2 separate regions of the Mus musculus genome follow, and region 2 is linked to region 1. A link is a loop called in an ENCODE intact Hi-C map of the cell type or tissue named here. Cell type or tissue: heart. All regions are shown on one strand. Each heading gives the region's core, and the rest is flanking DNA. Links, peaks and the distances in the headings are about the cores only.

Region 1 (2,904 bases), core at 142-2,641:
AGGTGGGGAAGTGCTGTGACAAAGCAACCAATTCCTGATGTTCTTGAAGTAGGCAGGGTCAGACTAGTTTCCAATTAAACTTAAATGCAGATTCAGTTGTGCAGCATGTGCGGTACACAGTCTTGTCCACCTCCAGCAGGCGGAGAGGCTGCCAGGGTTCCTCTGCTGTGTTCCTGGTCCGTGGCTTCAGCATCAGGTGTACTCCTCCACTAAGTGCCTGAGGCTTCTGGAAGAAGGTGAGCACACTGGTAGGGAAGGACAGACCTTTCTCACAGCGATTTACACACTGTAGGCCACAAAACTCTCAGATCATGCACAGCCCACAGTCTGCTTATCACAGTCTGCAGTGGGACTGTTTCTCCTTGAAGGTAAGGCTGGGGGTGCTGAAAATGACACGTTTGTATGTGTGATAAGTATGGAGCGGTCTCACTTCCCAGTTTCAGAACAGCAGAGGTCAGGAGCTCCACTCTCTGGCATGCTAGTCTCATGTGAGTGTGTCCAGAACAAGGAGAGGCGCTGTGCTCAGAGAAGCAGCACAAGGGCTTTGTCCCCCAGAAACACTGGATAGAATATTAAACCTGAAAATAAAGGGCTGGGTGATAATAGCAAGTGGCTGTCTTTAACCTGGAAGCACAATTCAAAACATGTATGGATTCTGCTTACGTGAATTATGTAGTGTGTGGGCACCAGGGGCAGCCTGAGGAGAGCTCTGCTGCACAATGGAAAAACAGACAGACAGACACCATGAGACAATAGCAGGGACTGAGCTCATTCCTTTCAGAGGTTCCTCCCTACCGCTCACTATTAGAATATCACACAGTAATGGAAGGAAAGGAAGGCTCTTCTGGAGCCTACCTGATGGTGTGTGTGTGCATGTGTGAGTGCGTGCCTGTGTTCGGGTGTGTGTGTGTATGTGTGCGCGCGCATGCTGCTGCCCTCTCTCACATAGCCCCATGGTTGCTGGCGGCACTCAGGTGCACAATGCAGAGGAAGGAGCCAGGCTCAGTGGGAAGAGAGCACCTTCTCTGTGATCTGCTGCAGTCTTAAGGAACCTGAGACGTAAACTAGGGGCCTTAAGCAGAAACAGAGGCCAGGAAAACAGGTGATGAGGAATAAGCCTGCGGGAGCAAAGGAACCTCTGAATGAACGTGTAAGGAGCTGATGGAGTCCGAGTGAATGTGTACTTTTGGTATGAGCATGTGTCAAGGACTGCTGTGAACTCAGCTATAAGTCAGGCTACAACACTGGGCATATTAAGCACCTGGTCCCCAGTCAATCACACAGTCATGTGCCCTGAGTTATGGCTGCTTTGACTGGTCCTGGTTACTAGCAAAGGTGCATGTGAAGCCATGTGGGAAGTCCCTTGTAAATTACAGTGTGTTGCACTATTAATACATACTGGCCGACACAGACCTCACAGCCCCCTTCCACAGTACTTCCAGGGCAGCTGCACTGCCTCTACTGCTGGGAAGAGAGCACCATCCTTACAGGGCTGCAGAGAAACTGACTCACCCAAGGGGAAAAATGGACCAGAGACCACTCAGACTCCCAGAGCCAGACCAACATCGGTTCCTTCTAACAGACCACCATCAGTGTCCCTTCACAGGAGAGGTGGACAAGCAAGGAAGGATACACAGCAAGGCAGCATCGTGCAGGGAAGGCTACCTTCCCTGGCCACCAGGGGCAGCCTGAGGAGAGCTCGGCTGCACAATGGAATTCTAAAGGCACAAGTTCCTACCACACAGCAGAACCCAGTTGTCAGAGGCCACAGCACTAAGTGTTCGGTTCCAACTCTGGCCAGTAGTAGTTAGTGGTCTGATCAGTCCTCAGTGTATAGAGGCCCCATTGGCTTACCTTGGAGGGAGGCATAGGCATAAATCAAAATAAAGGGAGGTGCTTTCCAACAAGCTTCCAGGCTAACAACAGGCATGGAAGTAAGAAAGCAAAAGCGACCCATGAAAGGCCTGCCTCTCCATGCACTCACAGAATATACTGCTCCCCACAAGCACACATACTAAAGCCTGGTGCTAGAGATGCAGAAGTCAGACCGGACTGCAGCACCTCTTACCTAAAGTGCCTCCAGCAGTCCCCCTGAGGGGTGCTGGTGACAAACTGTGGTGAAGCTGCAACAGCAGGAGCCATGAATAGGGCCCAGTTTCAGCCAGGTAACCTCATCCCCATACAGCTCAAAATGCCACAGTCTCTGACAGTAGAGATCTGTGACAGATCCTCTGTGCCTGATAACACCATGCTAGAGGGTTCTGCTACTAGGAATGGCGTGTTACCAAGTGCAAAGATGAAATTATTACAGCAGAGTAATGATGATGACCAGTCCTGAAAGTCCAGAGAGTCCTGGGTTCAAATCCCAGCTTTGCCACTGTCCAATTGGAGGACACAGTGGCTAACTTCTCATATCCAGCTGGGTTTTTTTGTTGTTGTTGTTGTTGTTGACTTTTTTGTTTTTTGTTTGTTTTTTCCAGACAGGGTTTCTCTGTGTAGCCCTGGCTGTCCTGGAACTCACTCTGTAGACTAGGCTGGCCTTGAACTCAGAAATCCGCCTGCCTCTGCCTCCCAAGTGCTGAGATTAAAAGTGTGCGCCACCACCGCCTGGCTATATCCAGCTGTTTTAACCCATAAAATGAAGATAACAGATATTTAAAACCAGAATTATATCGATTAAACAAAAGGCCTTAATTTGGTATATAAGGGAAACCCAACACAATTAATTTCTCTCCTGCACTCACTCCTCATCAGTGAAGAGACAGCTAGAAATGAGATGGTGAGTCTTTGGCTGACATTCCGGCCTGGGGGCAATGACGCAGGAGAAGGAAGTGATGCTGAGAGGACTCAGGTGGGAGCTGCATGTCCACCATTGGAGGAGAGCCAAGAGCCCATAGAAGGGTC
Region 2 (2,904 bases), core at 120-2,619, 220 kb after region 1:
CGACTGGAGAACCTCGAGGTCCGCGTGAGCTGCGGTTTCCCCTCCGTGTTATGCGCCCTTCTGCCCTCGCCCACCCCATCCCGACCCGGTCCGGCACCCCCGTCCCCCCTTCCTTGCCTCTTCGGCGCGCTGATGCCTGACCGGCGCCTCTCGAACCCTGCGGGGCACCGAGGGCTGCCACTCGCTGGAGCTTCCCTCCAGGCCACCCCCGCAATCGCCCCAGGGACCGCGTCGCGGGCCTTCGCGCACGGTCCGGGCTGCACGCCTAACGGTGTGGTTTTCCCCTGCCCTTATGCCCCCGCAGCAGTACAGCCGCCTCAATTCTTCCAGCCAAACCAACAGCCTCAAGGATCTGCTGCAGAGCAAGATCGATGACCTGGAGCGGCAGGTGCTGTCTCGGGTGAACACTCTGGAGGAGGGGAAAGGGGGCCCCAAGAACGACACAGAGGAAAGGGCCAAGATCGAGAGCGCCTTGACCTCCCTACACCAACGGATCAGCGAGCTGGAGAAAGGTAAGGGCTCAGGGGAACGTGCTGCATGCTCTCCAGAGACAGCCTGCCTGGGTCCTGCTCCCTGCCCTGGCCTCTTGTCCCGGCCCCACTCTGTAATCCCTCCCCAGTTAGGGCTTCCTGCCCAGTTCCTAGGCTGGAGATACCTCTCCAGGGACGCAGCAGAGCTTAAGAAGGGATTGTACAGTACAGTCAGGACACTCGCAGGATTTTTTTTAAGTCTGATTTGTTTAATCTCCAGCAACTTTGCACAGTAGCTGTTTGTGGCCCAAGCCTTCCTTAGTAATGAAAGCCTTGCTTTCAGCTGGAATCTGTCACCAACAAAGATCTGGACACTAGCCTTCTGGGGCCATTGGGTATCTTTTCTGCCAATTGCCCAGTAGCCCTGGTGTCCTTTCAGGGTTTAGGGGTCCCTCTCTCTACCTTGAGCCCTCTCAATCGGTTTTTTTTTTTCCAGTGACCCATCTTGCATGCAGCTGCATTTGCCCTGGTCATGAACTCAGGCTGGTCCTTAGCACCTGCCTGGGTGTGCTGATGAGCTGTGCCCTGAAGTCAAAGAAATCAAACAAGGTTGTAAGAGGAGGAGGGGGCAGCCCCACTCAGAGCAGGGCCACGTGACCCTGCTCGGACTGCAAAATGTGCAGGATGGATTTAAACAGTGCCATCTTAAGGCGTGTTATGTAACTGAAAAACATCAAGGGAAAGAGGAACCTTAGAAGGGAGGGGTGGGAGATTCAGGACAGGAAAACACTCCAGAGAGATACTGGAACTGACCCCCCACCTCCCCAGACGACCGAGCCTGAATTAGCAGAGGTCTGCGCTAAGGGTCAGCTCTGCTCCGTTGCTCAGTTGCCTCGAGGGTGGTGTTGTTTCTGTCCTGTCCTGTCCTGTCCTGTTGCTTTCTAGAAGTCACTCTGAATTCGGGGACTAGGTTCCTGTCCGAATTCCTGGGATAGGGGTACAGCCATGAGCTGGCAAGGCAGGTGCATTCCTTGGCTCTAAAAGAGTAATGATGCACTGCTCAATGGGACCTGTTTCCCTGAGAATCAGTCACAGTGGGGGTGGGGGGGCAGGACCAGCCACAGGAAGTGTAGAGGTGGAGGTGAGCGTTAGACTTTCCCAGAGGATGCTGGTTAGCAGTCACGAGGTGACCAGGCCTGGAGCCTCAATTTCCAGGCAGCTCATCAGAGGCTCTGTGGTACCCTCAAAGCATCACCTTGGGGGCCCTGGTTCAAGGAAGGCTGCTGCCCTGCCTTTCAGTAGGTTCCAGGCAGCATCCCTGGGGGAGGCCTGCAACTCCCTCGGAAAGGTCCTTACAGCTGCACACAAAACTGCAGTGTATCCTGGCTTTACTGGAGGGGACAGGCTGTAGGGATGCTTGTCTCTGGTGGAGACTGAGAGAAAAGCCCAGTACAGTCAAGAGGTTCAGAGCACCATCATCTAAATCAGGTCGGCCCCCACGGGGGCAGCTCAGAGGGGAGCTAGCCTGGTTCCTTCTTCTGCAGCCACACCTTCTCAGTCCCTTGGCCAGTGTGCACTGAAGCAGGCCCCATTCTCTCCCCCATGCCTACTTTGCAGCTCACCAGCAGGCTCACAGCCTGTCCTGTGCGCTCCCCCTACCTTAGCCTCCCCAGGGATGGCACCATGTGGCAACAAGAGCTGGCAAGGCCCGGAGTGCAGAGACCTTGGGTCAGCTTTTCTTTGCCAGCTGGCCCTGGGCCCCATCTGCATCACGAGACATGATGGGGACCAGACACGACTTGTACCCCGAGCACTTGGTCAGGGTACAAGATGGCAGGACTCACTTGTCCTCCCTAGGTCAGAAAGACAATCGCCCCGGAGACAAGTTTCAGCTGACATTCCCACTGCGGACCAACTACATGTATGCCAAGGTGAAGAAGAGCCTGCCAGAGATGTATGCCTTCACCGTGTGCATGTGGCTCAAGTCCAGTGCGGCGCCTGGAGTGGGCACACCCTTCTCTTATGCTGTGCCTGGGCAGGCCAACGAACTGGTCCTCATCGAGTGGGGCAACAACCCCATGGAGATACTCATTAATGACAAGGTATTGCCCGTCACAGGGCAAAGCTCACCCAGGATCCTGGGTGTCCTCTGAGCTGCATGCCCACACCGCACCAGGGCTTGTGGGACTGCGGGTCTTCTAGAAACCTGGGGTGTGGGGTGCTCATTGGGGCTGTGGTTCTGAGAAAAATGTCTGCCCGGCGAGACTGGGGGAGGTGGAAGCTGTATCAGCTCGGAAATGGGGAGGGACATCTCCACCTGCCCTCATAATAAGAACAGGGAGAGCTGGAACATTCCAGAAAGAGGCCTTAGCCGGCGGAGGGGAGGGAGGGAGGGAGAGAGAGAGGGAGGGCGGGCGGGCAGAGGACCGTCCTG

Evidence for each region. A loop is a pair of places that touch in the nucleus more often than their neighbours do. Peaks named below come from ENCODE experiments on the same cell type or tissue, not always from the same donor. Only the 100,000 strongest peaks of a DNase experiment are listed, where the experiment ranks them.
Region 2: a loop joins it to region 1, with 1.9 times the contacts of the local background. A loop is called at or near these places in 2 of 42 quality-filtered maps.

The regions. Positions count from the first base shown.
Region 1 is chr11:119,768,665-119,771,568 of GRCm38, reverse strand. The region is part of intron 6 of Rptor (regulatory associated protein of MTOR, complex 1); the gene reads right to left. Among named protein-coding and RNA genes, the nearest start is that of Rptoros, 64 kb to the left of the region's middle. In heart, for the core only: a CTCF peak has its summit at 1,691 (motif pointing right); no DNase peak of the experiment used is centred there.
Region 2 is chr11:119,544,260-119,547,163 of GRCm38, reverse strand. Nptx1 (neuronal pentraxin 1) reads left to right here. Exons shown (of 5, transcript NM_008730.2): 1 at 1-18; 2 at 305-512; 3 at 2,328-2,572. Among named protein-coding and RNA genes, the nearest start is that of Nptx1, 2.1 kb to the left of the region's middle. In heart, for the core only: a CTCF peak has its summit at 1,174; a DNase peak (open chromatin) is centred at 603; H3K4me3 peaks cover 489 bases; H3K27me3 peaks cover 2,500 bases.